Regions from separate parts of the Homo sapiens genome. Here regions 1, 3 and 4 are each linked to region 2. Evidence: chromatin contacts called from ENCODE Hi-C or POLR2A ChIA-PET data. All regions are on one chromosome and are shown on one strand. The core of a region is the stretch at or near the end of the contact, and the rest is flanking DNA. Distances in the headings are between cores, read along the strand shown.

Region 1 (3,234 bases), core at 127-2,626, 350 kb before region 2:
TGAAATTCAATAAAACCATGCACAGTGATTTGTGTTGCTTACACCCGGGTGACAGGACTGACTGGGACATATGCACTTAGCCTTCCTGTACAACCAGCTCGACCAGGCATCTGACACAGGAAGGAAAACTTCTTAGACCACAATCTTCAGGGTTTCTTTCTCAGACCACTGCAAACATTTTGCTTTTAAGTCTCCAGAAAGCATCCTGTGAATTTCCTGTTATTCTACTGAACTACAGAAATCTGTATATTCACTCACATATTTTTTAATTTTTTTTTTAACTGATACGTAATACTTTACGTATTTATGAGGTGCATGTGATATTTTGTTACATGCATGGAATATGTAATGATCAAGTCAGGGAATTTAAGGTATCCATCACACTGAGCATTTATCATTATTATGTGTTGGGAACAATTCAAGTCCTTTCTTTTAGTTACTTTGAAATACACAATACGTTGTTGTTAACCATAGTCACTCTAGTCCGCTGTCAAACTCTCACATGACTCTTGAAGAGAATTTATATATTTCTTATGCAGAAAAAGTTTCATTTTGTCCTTAATGAATGAATGTTATAAAGAAATTGTAAGGTCAGGTTTTAGACTCTAAAGTCCAAGGTTTTGTCCCCACTACCTTTCCACCGGCTAGCTGCTTGATCATGGACATTCCATTTAACCTCTGTGCACCTCGATTTCCTCATCCATAAAGTGGGGTAACAATATATCCAATTCAGAGTTGTTTTAATGCCAGAAAGCCTTACACACTGTAAAGGGCCAAACCAACTTTAGTTACTGTGTAAACTATTTCTTCTGAGGCATATCAACAGAGTGACAACACAGCCACCACCAAGCCCAGGCCTGGGGAACTCAAGCAAAGGCCAGAGGAATCCCATGTGTACTCCCAGGCTAAAATCAACCAGGCCCCAGAATCCACAGCCTCATAAAGCAAAGCCCCAGGGCACTGCCCAGGATCAAGGTTAGGGAGCAGCCCCGGAAGCACAGGCCTCGCCAGGTGAACCAGGCACCTGGCCTGGCAGGTGGGGAAGGCTGCCTACTGGAGCACAAAAGACCAGTACAAAGGAGCCAGCCTTCCAAGGAAAGGAGGGGCGAGGAGGAGAGGGCAGGGAGAGGATGGGAATTCCCATCCCAGAGTAGGGCCCCCACTGAGCAGGAGGTTCTGCCCTCAAGACAGGCCAGGGAGCCGGAGAAACAGCCTCACTGGCCTGTTCTTTCCCCTGCAGTGTTTCAAAGGCACCTGAACTTTCCCAAAGGGGTTCTGTCCATTTCAAACAGGAACTAGGCTTGCGTGTGCACGCGCATTTTATGATTTCAGAAGAAAGCACTCGCATTCAGAGGATGAGTCATCAGCACTCCTTGTCAATTTGCCAGCGGCCTGCCCCTCTTCATTACAAACATAAAGATAAAAGCTCTTGCACTACATTAGCTGGCATACGCCTCCACAGACAGTACAAATAAATTAATTGTGCCTCATCTCAAACAGCCCGAGAGGTGTGCGGGAAGGGAAAATGTGATCCATCTTGTTTCATTAACAAATTAAATTGAAATCGAGCCTCGATCATTCTACTTTATGTACATAGACCCAGTTATTCTGCCAATATCGGATTCTCCTACTATGCGCATAGTGGGGCAGCATTACGGAGAGCCCACGAGCTCAATAAACTACGTGCACACCCAAGAGAGTGTGTGTCTTTCTCAGTGTTTGTTGCGGAGGGGACAGTGTGGCCTCAGGGGCCACTGGAAGGCTAGACTTGGGCTTGGCATCACCATGAAGGAGCCTGGGGAATAAGAATCATCTATCAAATGCTGAGCACCACTGCAAAGGGGAATGTGTTTCAATCATTTACCCCAGGCAAATAAACAAACCAGTTCAGTGGCCATGGTATGTATAGGAGAGTAAAAGAGTTTGTCATCAAGCGAACTCTGTCATACTGAGGATGGCGAGCATTCCAGAAAGAACAAACTTATTCAAGACCAACTTGAAAAACAAGTTGGGCTCCCTTGCACCACAAGCCAAGATTACACCCTCAAACACACCTTTCTAAGATTTCGTGGGAGACGTTTGCTTTTGCAAAGCAGTTACAGGCAATGTGTTACAATACTGTGATTTTCTTTATCCTCACTCTGTACTACATAATTTAGGCAACCTACATTTTATAAGTTGAAGGAGCATGACTAAAAGCTGATCCTTTTATGTTTTATCTCCAAAAAGACAACAACAGGGCTTACAGGGGAGGAGGGAAACAGGAAATGGGGGGATGGTAGAGGGAAAGAACAAAGGAGAATCTAAGGAGAAGAGGAAAAGCCCCGCTACTCTCCAAATACCGCCCTATTAACTTATGACCTATAAGGAAGTTAAAATCACGAACAGTTAATCCAACCACAAAATATGTCCAAAGTATTTATTTTACAGATGAATTCTGGGTTTGGTTTTTGTTAGTTTGGTTTGTTTTTTCGCTGTAAAATTCAAGAGTCTGAAAAGCTCTACACAGAAAATCTGACCTCAACCACAGCTAGGTCCTGACTGTAAGAAAACAAAAATACTAAGTAAAATCTCAAAACATAGTAAGTAAAGCCATACTCAACCTTGTCATAATCCAAGAAATATCAATTAAACGATGTGCACCATTGAGCCAAACTTTTGTAAAAATTATACTATCTAGTGCAAGCCAAGATGCTGAAATTGGTACCTTCACGCACTGCTGGTGGCATCATAAACTGGTACAACCCTTTTGGAAAGCAATTTAGCAATATCCATTGAGAGCCAAAAAAATAATTGTGCCCTTTAACCCAGAAATCCTGCTCCTGGGAATTCACCCTAAGGAAAAAATCCACAATAAGCACAAGGCCATATCCCAAAGTATTACTTATAATAGCACAGAACTACAGAAAAAAAAAAATCTAGATGTCCAACAGTAGATGAATGGTTAAGTAAATTCAGCCTGTGGGATGATAGATTGTAAGATCATTAAAAATCATCTTGAAGACTACATAACCATTTGGAAAGCATTTACTTAAGGTTTACTGAAAAGAGCAGAATACAAAATTGAGCCTACATATGATTACAGATACAGAGAAACATGCCTGCATACAGACAAGGGCTAAAAGTTAAAATGAAAACAGTTGTGTTAGGGTACTGAGCTAGTTCTGGATGAATTTTTTCCCTCTTTTGTTTGACTGTCTTTTTTGCGGTTATAGTGTATTTTTGTGAAAAAAA
Region 2 (3,202 bases), core at 630-3,129:
TCCAGTGGTCTAGCATAGAGAAAAGACAAATCTTTAACGTGATGGATATCCCAAGTACAGTGATTTTGTCCGAGGCATGTGAACCAGAGCAACTCCATCTTGAATGGGGCCAGGTAAAACAAGGCTGAGTGAGACCTACTGGGCTGCATTCCCAGAAGGTTAAGGCATTCTAACTTACAGGATGAGATAGGATGTGGGCACAAGATACAGGTCATAAAGACCTTGCTGATAAAACAGGTCGCAGTAAAGAAGTCGGCTAAAACCCACCAAAACCAAAATGGCGACAAGAGTGACCTCTGGTCGTCCTCACTGATACACTCCCAGCAGCGCCAGGACAGTTTACACATGCCACGGCAACGTCCGGAAGTTACCCTATATGGTCTAAAAAGAGGAGACATGAATAATCCACCCCTTGTTTAGCATACCATCAAGAAATAACCATAAAAATGGGCAACCAGCAGCCCCAGGCTGCTCTGTCTATGGAGTGGCCATTCTTTTATTCCTCTACTTTCTTAATAAACTTGCTTTCACTTTACTGTGTGGACTCACCCTGAATTCTTTCTTGCGTGAGATCCAAGAACCCTCTCTTGGGGTCTGGACTGGGACCCCTTTCCTGTGCAATTTGATCTTTACAAATTATATGAATGTATTACATTATCACATGTGCCCCAGAACTATGTACATCATGCATCAACTAAAAAATGTTTAAAACAAAAATGTTTAACTCAGCAACTTCTATCTACACACCAGTCACCACAGTGCTTCTTGAGAACTGCCACCTCGTTTTCAAACCAAAAACCAGGACGCAAAATCTGTGCATGGGAAAAAAAAATATTTTACATGCAAACTACCCTGAAAAAAAAAAAAAAAAAAAAGAATAAGGTCGCCTCAATTCACTCTGGTGGGGAAAAAACAAAGGTTTTTACGAAAGCCCTGAATGCCTGAGTTCACAGCAGGCCCATGACGAAGTTTGTGTCTCACGCAGGTTTTCTCCTTTGGTGGGAGTTTATTGTGTATTACACCGAGGGCACGCTAGGTTTGCCAGTTTTTCGCTCATTCATTCAACAAACACTCGATGTCCACCTACTCCATTAACAGAGCCCTTCTCAGCCCTCGGGATGGACAAAAGATCCCGAAGAGGCCAAAGCCACGACGCCGCTGCCAGAGGACGTCAGCAGGTCCAGGAAACGACCTGATTTTAAGGACCAATGAAGGCAACGAGTAAGAGCGACGGCGCCCAGGAAAGCTGCAGCGGAAACTTGGGAAATGCCAGCCTTCGGGCGCAGAGGGCGGGGCAGGGCCTACTGGATCGCACTGTCTGCGGGCTGGGGCCCCGCCTGGGCTCCGGTCCCGCCGCCTCCGGCCGCCAAGCGGCGCCCGCCCACGGCCCGGCGGGGGCGTTGGCCTGGTCCCCGGCCCAGGAGGGCAGCGCCCGGGCGACCGCGAGCGGGCGGGGTGGCCTCGATGGCCCGCGAGCCCCGGGCTCAGTGTGGGGTGCGCGTCGCTCCTGCCCGACGTACCCGGGAAGCGCGCGCACGCATCGCCGCGCGCCCCACCGCGCCGGGCACCCGCGGCGCGCTCCCGCCCGGTCCCAGTGCCCCGGCCCCTCGGCCCCTACGGCACCCCCGGCTCCTACCGCCCGCCCGGCCGGCCTGGCCGCACTCACCCTCCTTGGCTTTCTTCCTCCGGGCCAGGGTCCCTCCGAGTTTCCCCAAGAAGGAATCATCTTTCTTGCGGGACGGGGGCGACTTGGGAGTGGGAGACTTGGGGACAGAAGGCGACTTCTGCGGGGAGGTGGCCATGGCGCGGCGCAGGCTGCCGCGGGCCGGTCGGGACGCGGAGCTGGCGCTGGGCGGACGCAGCGGGCGGCGGCGGGACTGAGGCTGCGGCTTTCCAAACGGAAGCGGAATTATTCCAAGCATTTGAGGCAGCTCACGCTCGCCTTTCCCTTCCCTCGCTCCCTCCCTCGCTCCCTCCCTCGCGCCGCCCTCTGCCCTGGAAGGAGCTGCGCTCCCGGGGCCGCGCCTTGCGCCCCTGGGTTGCCCCAAGCAGGGAGGATGCCCCAAAACTGCCCCTTGCAGGACAGGAGGACGTGTGTGCCCAGGTTGGGAGCGGTCGAGCCGGAAAGCTTCATTTACCCAGGCTCTGTCCCCACCACACAGCCTGGCGCAAAACACATCTGAGAACCAACCCAACCCTGCTACTCTCCCGGGGTCTTCCAGCCGGCGGCTGGTGAGCTCGCTCTGCCCCAGCACTACTGCCTGTGGGGTTATCAGGCCCACGTCTTGCGCCCACAAGACTGCAGCTCCTGGAAGAAATTATTGCAGTGAACCAAAATGTGTCCAGGCCCCACCAAAGTGGGCAGAACCAATCACTCCTGAACCTATCCATGACCGTCAACCTCCTCGTCTCTACTCCCATCCAAGACTGAGAAGCTTGGAGTGCACAAGGGTAAAGCCGAGGCTTCTTATTCTTGTAAGACATCCGTGTTTCCAGCAGCTTATACAAAGGAAGATCCCACGTGGTGGTGGAAACATGAATGGGAAAAGCACAACCATGAGCTCCTACAGGACTTCCCGCAAAATTTATCCTGCCTAAATAAAAGCAAGAGAGTGACAACCAGACTCATTTGAGATAACAGGGGAGTCATACAAAGCACAGTGTTTGAAGGACTCATACTGGAAATGATTAAAAGGCACGTGTTATTGAGCTTACCCATCTCAAGTTCTCACTCTGGCTCTTTGTCCTTCTGTCTGTCTCTCACACACAGACTCACAGCACCTTGGCAACTGTGTTTCCTCCTTGTGGCCCCTTCTAGGCCACAGCTGATTGAACCTGGGTGAACACCTAATCCAAAGGGCGCTACTGCTTTACTGAAGAGCAGACGATCAGCTGGCCCCAGTTAAGACTGCACTAAGCTGGAGAGACTGTTGTCAGAAGTTGTGCTCGTGACTGATGATCATTCGCAATCAAAACTAGGGTGGCTGTTTCTAGCCACGTGCATGCTGAGGAGTAGGGAAACCAAAGAATGGAGCAAAGAAGTGTGCTCAAGAAGCCACGTGGTCTGAGTAATGGAAACCGTGGGGAGTAGCTGCTTGGACCTTGAATCTTTTCCCAGACCCCACTTGCACTTCCTGCCAGGGCCAGCTGTGCTTCTTCCCAGGAGATGTTACTCAGCCTTTTATTAACCCATCCACAGTTC
Region 3 (3,220 bases), core at 671-3,170, 420 kb before region 2:
ATTCTACTATTTTATCACTGGACCTAAGCTTCATGATTTCCTGAGACATACTTAGGCATCTAATTACACATGTACACCACCAAATTCTAACTAACCTCCTTAGCAAAAGTCTCCCAGAGCCCTGCAATCTGTGATACGTACCGCCTAACTCCACCACCAAATCCACAACGCTGCTTCAGGACAAGTGTTGGCGTCCTATAAACCAACAGGTCTAGATTAGAATTCCACAACCTTGGGCAGGCAACGACTCCTTGGAACCCCAGTTTCCCATCTTTAAAATACTTAATAGGGCCTCGTTAGCAGGTTTGCTGTGAAGGATACAGGAGACCTCATTTTGTGAAAGTCTGGCTCAGCAACTGAAATGTGGTAGGCATTCAGGAAATGCAGTCTTCTTTCCCATCTGCCTCCTGTCTTCCCATTGCAGATGTGAGATAAAAAGCTCCTAAGCGTCCCAGCACGGAGAGCCACACAGCTGGCGCCATGAGCCACACAGCAGGCACAGAGGGCCACACAGCTGGCATGGAGGGCCACACAGACTGCACTCAGTCCATGAAAGCTATGAAAATTATCTTCATTGCATGGCTTATAAAAAAGCTACAGTTTCCTTTCCTATTTTACCAACAAGCCACCTGAAGTTGCCTTCTTCCCACAAACAATGAACTTAAACCAAGAAAGAGAAGCCTTTCCTCATTATGCCTAAAAACAAAGCTGCTCTGACTAATTCACATTCAGACTCATAATCCTTCATCCAAGGGCCTTTGCAAATGCCAAGACCCTCAGGGAAGCAAAATTTCCTCGAATGTACAGGGGCTGAGAACACTCGGGGTTTCAAGATGACTAATCATGGAAATGTACTATAAACAGGGAATATTAAAGAGCTTAGAAAGCCTCTCGGGGAAAGGGGGGAAAAATCCTCACAATTCAGGGCTTGGTGGAGAGAACAGCAGTTTTATGGCAAAACAAAAAAAAAAAATACAGGTGAAAATGTTAGGCAGGCGCAACTTCTGTTTTCCCAGAATCCAGGGCCCGGGTTGGGCTGGGTAGAGAGAAGTCTCCTCGGCTTCTTGCTACCATGGTGTTTTTTTCTATCTTGACAATTCACTTCCCCAACAGGCATGCCGCCAACTCAAATGAGACTCAGAGCAGTGAAAAGCCCTTCAGGTAAACAGTGTGATAAGCTAAACTGAAAAACTAGACAATGTTTTTGGACTATGAGGGTGTTGCTATGGAGACAGTTGCTAATTAACTGCTTTCAACCAGGAGAACAAAGGGCTCGGGGCAAGCAGGCCTCGGTATCTCCGAGTGAGCAATGCTTCCAGCCTTGCGCAATCGGCACATCGCTCATATCTGGAATACCTGAGACCCGGTCGGGTCGGCCACATGCCTGAAGAAATGACAAAAGTGTGTTTTCTTCATCTTGACCTGGATTCATAACACCTGGCCACCAGAACCTCTCAGGGAAGGAAGCAAGTGGCACAGGGAATGCAGATTCACAGGAAGCAAGGCCCCTCCACCACCAGTCAGGCACTTTCCTAAATAGTGTTTTGTCAAACACTATCTGTGAAGGGTCGGGCGGCGGTGAGATGGGGGGAACATGTAATTGTTTTAAACTATATATTTTACTTTATGGGCTTTAAGTTCAAAGGGCAGAGATAAATCTCCCCTTCTTCAGGATTCAACTTCCTCGGGTTAAAAAAAAAGTGACTGGATTTTTCTCAAAAAGAAATAATAAAACCCATCATTATTCCATATTTCGAAGTCCCACACACATTGTGGTCACTCAAAAAGTAATAACAAAAAAGTTAATTGTAATCTGACTTATCACATGAATTTTTCTCCTCCAACCTCATCCCAGGCTGACTTGGCTGGTTCAGATGTGGTCTCATCTTAGAGGCTAAGTAGGTGCCCTGAGGCTGAAATGCTCTGTTCTGAATGGGTAACCTTTGAGCTATATCTAGTTCAAACCAAAGATCTATATTCCCTTCACAAATACTTAAACTCAAGTGTGAAATGTGAACAGGGCTTGGCATAACCACCTCAAGTGACTCAAAAATCTAGTGAGGGCTCTGTCTCATTCCACAGTGACCTGAAGGTGCCCATTTCAGCCCTCAGTCTAATTATATTAAACATATCTACATTAAGCCAAACTCAACCAAGCTATTGTGTGATACATTCTGCCTCCCCACAACAAAATCAAGTGATTTCCTTTTTTTACACTCTTAAGAATCACCAATCAATACAGCCTGTGGGCAACCCACCTTCATCATCTGAGGCATCATCTGGATTAAGCATGTTATGATTCTGAATGAAATACAACCATACAATTCTTGGTTTGACTCTGTGGCGACAATGCACATAAACATCTTCAGGAAAGTCCAACCATCTTCTGGCATCACTGAAAATCCACCTAAGAGCATGGGCTTTGGAAGCAGACACGCTCAGGTTCAAACCAAGGCTCCAACTTAGTATTGCACTATCTGTGAAAACCCCTTTGAGCTTCAGTTTGTGCATCTGCAAAATAGGTCACTAATATCTATTTCACAGAGTTACTGACATTATTCAGTGAATTAAAGTGTTCCCTACAGCCCTTAGCCTATAGTAAGTACTCAACAGACCACAGCAATTAATTAAAGCCTCCATTAATTTACTACTTTTCTTTAAGATGAGGTAAAACTGCTGTTAGCTCTAGTTTCTACATCTGCAGCCAAGCTCATGAAGAGAGAAAAGGGGATTTTTAGTCTGAGCTGTGGCCCCGTCCACCCCAACCTAGCACCCTCCTCTGTCCACAATAGCCCATCAAGACCAATCACCATGTATAACTGGAGAAGCTTTTATTGCGGTGAAAATTGCAGAATTGGGGCTAATTTTCAAATCCAGCCCCAATTTCTAGGCTACACTTACTCTTTTCTTGTGAAACCAAGGAGTTAAATTCTTGCTTTGCAGATGGCAGCTTTTTAATAAGGCTTTCAGCCCAAGCCCCTCCCTGCCTGGGTTAAATTTCATCAGCCATTGCCCAGGGACATCTCACTCTTCTCGTTTCAATCTCTCCTTCCTCTGCTCCTTCCAGGCTGTGCTTCCAGCAATCCCCATCCATCCATGCATTCAACAGAATTTTTAAACCACCAATTCTGTGCCAGGCATGGTGCTGACACTGAGAACACAAAGATGCAACCAACCCCATTCACAAGGGGTACTTAGGCTAGTGCCTAAGATAAAGACA
Region 4 (3,255 bases), core at 72-2,571, 450 kb before region 2:
CAGCAAGAATAAAAAACAAATTCAAGGTCCTTTCCTTCAGTTTGGATTTTACTTCTAAAGGCAAACATTAGGGTAAGCAATGTTTTCTGCATTAGTCTCAGTTGACACTAACTGGTCAGGAGAAACCAGTTGCTCCGAGGCATACTTCAGGGTCCTGGGTGAGCATGGGATATGTCAAGGCCACCTGGGTTGGGAGAGTTTAAGGGATGCTTACACAGAGGGAGGGAGACGTTTGGTAGGCAAGGTCATTTGTTCATTCATTCTCTCACGTATGTTTTGAACAATTGCCTTGGGCCAGCCACCACGGAAAGCTCTGAGAATTCAATGGTATGGTAAATATGAGTCTCTGTCATGCACCTTCTTTAGGGTCTACTGGGTCAAAATCCGCTGGATAAAAATCCTGCCTGCTGCACTTCCGTCTTGGGGAGTTTCTCTGGATCAGAGCCTCTGCTTCCACCACCACTACCTCAATCAGCAATAACAAACCGATGGCTCTTAAGGGCGAGGGGGCTAAAACCACAGAAAAGGAGATGGAAAGAGGAAGCAGGAAATTTTCTTTCCGATATTTAAAAATCCTCACAAAACAGTGAATCTATGCTTCATAAACATTATCATCTGCAGAAATATACACAACAGAATTTAACTAATTTATTTAAACTCCAACTTGTCCCCAAAACAGGCAGGTTTCAAGAAATACGGGGTAAAAAAAAAAAAAATTCAGGACAAAAGAGTCAGGAGTAAGGCTATACAGAAAAAAAAAAAAATGCAAATCAATAAGAAACAAGGACTCCATGCTGACGCCAGTTAAGGAAAAGTGAGTTAGGAAACCATTCGCTTAGATTTTTTGGTTAATAGGTACCATTTAAAAAAAAAAAAAATCACTCAGTTAAAAAAAAAAAAAACCCACACTCCCAAGGGCTATGCATATTGCCTGACTTCAGTTTTGTGAAAACAAAAGCTGTATCTTTAAGAAATTCAACTCAAACATCAGCTTTTGAAACCAAGGTTCAGCAAACAAGAGCCAATAAAAATGCTGTAACTTGAAACCAACCCACACAGCACAAAAAGAAAGGAGAGAGGTCTGCCCGGGTCGCCCTCAACACACCCTTCTAACTTGGTTCTAGAACAGCAGTGCCCAGTTTGCAAGACAAGAAGCTAATTGACTCGAATGTCTGCTGCATAAGCTATAAAATAAGTACATAAAGAACAATATGAACATACAGCGCCATCAGTTACATAAAAAGGCCTGACTGTCCGACGCCACACTGTGCACCGAACAAGCACAGCAATTGTTTCAGCGGGCTGCACGGAGGAAGAATGAATAATTAGCGTCCTTGTGAATCAAGTCTCCACCAGGAAGAGAGCTCCATCCTGCAGCAGTGGCACGGCAGCACCCTCAGCCCGCCAGAGTCAAGCTGGGGTTTTTAAACGTCTTTATTGACAATCAGGATGCAGGCAAACATATTCTTCAGCCAAGTAAACCGACAACTAGCTCCACTGTGGTCACTGCTCATTGGCTGGAACACCCGCTTCTTGTCTAAAGTCTCACCAACTGCTACTTTCCATTACCAGGAAATGTCATTTTCCCTCACTTGTTTATTTTTGCATTGGCTAGGAATACAACAACTTCTGCTAAAGGTGGAGGGGCTGTGACAAAAGCATCCATTTGAGCTGTCCTGGCACAACAGGCACAACACAAGAAGTCCCTAAACGTTTCTTTCCAGAGAGTATGAGTAGAGGGAAGCAAGGAGTAAGTATCTTTGATTCTAGGATTTTTCTCCTTCTCCCATATCACCAGTGTCAAAAGATGTCTCACTTCCTCCTGCAAATGTGATAATAGGAGAGCAGGATGTGTGGACTGTCACTAGGACAAAAACCCACTGAAAAACCACTGGAAGTGTCTGATGCGTTTGACAGTCTGCAAAACAGGCAACATAAAGCAAAGGAATGACCATAGGACCTAGAATCAGTAGATGGGATTCAAATGTCTGCTGTCTCTCAAGAGCTGTATCATTTTTAGCAAGTCATTAACTTATCTGGGTCTTACTTTTCCTACTTGTAAAATAGGGATACTAAGTGTTCTCATCCACACCAACACACCCACCCCAAGCCTAGGGTTGTTGACAGAATGAAATGAGATTATACACAGGAACTTCCTTTGATATGAATATGATTCTATAACTTCATCTATTTGAAAACTCAGAAAATGCTGGGCACAATCCCAGTATCTCATGAATATTTACTATTTGCTTAGCACTGAGAAAGCCCCTAGGAGATGCAGAGAATTAAAAGGTACAGTTCCTGACTATGAAGAACTCATGGACTAGTAAAGTCAGGATATGTAAGTTCAGGGCTAACAAAAACTCAGGCATAGTCCACTGCTGATAATTACTCTCAATGCTTTTCCCTCATCTCACTTAATTCTTCACTACTCAGGAAAATCCACTGAGTTCTATCCAGAAGGCTTACAGCCCTAAAAACAATAACAACAGAATTGATAAGTGGCATCTCTCCAGCACCCAGAGGTATTCTTGGAGACAGAGAGTTGAGAGGAATTCCCTATTGCCCTTGAGTTACTCTATGAATTCAAACCATGGGAGTACAAGAGCCCCAAAGGAAATCATGTCTGAAGTGACAAGAAGAATTTGCTGCCAATCTTTCAATTAAAACTTTTTTAAGATAAGACTCTACATGCAATGCCTAGGAAAACCTAGTTCAGGAACCTCTAGAGTCTGAGCCCTAAGCTCACAGGTCTGAAATCCAAACTGTAATATTACTTAATAATGGGTTCCTATATGCTAGGTACAAAGCACTAAACATTTACACACATTTTTTCATTTGATGCTCAAAGCAACACTAAGAGAAAAGGAATTTTCTTATCTCTATTTTGCAGATGAAGTGAAGGATTTGATGGAGTTAAGTAACTGACCCAAGGTTTGCAAAACCGGTAAGAGGTGAACCATGATTTGAACCCAAACAGGTTGATTTCAAATCCCATGCTAATTTATCACACCGTGATTGTTATATTACTCTCACTTATGTCTATTTCCCACTCTGCTGTTCATTTCTGGAAAATTACTTAGTCACACTGTTTTATTTGCAGGACAAAAACCACTATGGATTCCCCACTATGGAGGACCCAGAGTTGACAGGGAAAGTGTAATCCAAGGTACAAAGTCCCACAACTTTATGTACTTCTCCAAGGAACTATTTTCTCCTGAAAGGTTTGGTGAGTTCGAAGATGTGACAGAGACC

Evidence for each region. A loop is a pair of places that touch in the nucleus more often than their neighbours do. ChIA-PET counts read pairs that join two places held with the same protein, here RNA polymerase II (POLR2A). Pooled maps may share reads with other maps.
Region 1: a pooled map shows a loop between it and region 2 (2.2-fold over the local background). The contact joins the enhancer-like site here to the promoter of PARVA in region 2. A Hi-C loop is called at or near these places in 4 of 50 pooled maps.
Region 3: a pooled map shows a loop between it and region 2 (1.9-fold over the local background). The contact joins the enhancer-like site here to the promoter of PARVA in region 2. A Hi-C loop is called at or near these places in 1 of 50 pooled maps. POLR2A ChIA-PET finds 5 or more read pairs at or near these places in 3 of 52 experiments (Caco-2, H1 and activated CD8-positive, alpha-beta memory T cell).
Region 4: a map of right cardiac atrium shows a loop between it and region 2 (2.1-fold over the local background). The contact joins the enhancer-like site here to the promoter of PARVA in region 2. A Hi-C loop is called at or near these places in 1 of 168 maps with a recorded cell type or tissue (right cardiac atrium). POLR2A ChIA-PET finds 5 or more read pairs at or near these places in 3 of 52 experiments (H1, MCF 10A and activated CD8-positive, alpha-beta memory T cell).

What each region holds. Positions count from the first base shown.
Region 1 is chr11:12,722,658-12,725,891 of GRCh38, reverse strand. All of the region lies in intron 2 of TEAD1 (TEA domain transcription factor 1), which reads right to left. Among named protein-coding and RNA genes, the nearest start is that of TEAD1, 50 kb to the right of the region's middle. RefSeq lists a silencer at 1-230. Within about 2 kb of position 1,376, at least 22 of the 41 ENCODE cell types and tissues checked have a DNase peak (open chromatin) inside an H3K27ac peak, as active enhancers do.
Region 2 is chr11:12,376,248-12,379,449 of GRCh38, reverse strand. PARVA (parvin alpha) reads right to left here and starts at 1,879. Exons shown (of 13, transcript NM_018222.5): 1 at 1,667-1,879. The coding sequence starts at 1,802.
Region 3 is chr11:12,800,856-12,804,075 of GRCh38, reverse strand. The region is part of intron 3 of TEAD1 (TEA domain transcription factor 1); the gene reads right to left. Among named protein-coding and RNA genes, the nearest start is that of TEAD1-AS1, 120 kb to the left of the region's middle. Within about 2 kb of position 1,920, at least 21 of the 41 ENCODE cell types and tissues checked have a DNase peak (open chromatin) inside an H3K27ac peak, as active enhancers do.
Region 4 is chr11:12,826,302-12,829,556 of GRCh38, reverse strand. All of the region lies in intron 3 of TEAD1 (TEA domain transcription factor 1), which reads right to left. LOC107984313 (a long non-coding RNA gene) reads left to right here. Exons shown (of 2, transcript XR_001748136.3): 1 at 1-1,750; 2 at 2,894-3,255. Among named protein-coding and RNA genes, the nearest start is that of TEAD1-AS1, 95 kb to the left of the region's middle. RefSeq lists an enhancer at 598-1,236. Within about 2 kb of position 1,321, at least 22 of the 41 ENCODE cell types and tissues checked have a DNase peak (open chromatin) inside an H3K27ac peak, as active enhancers do.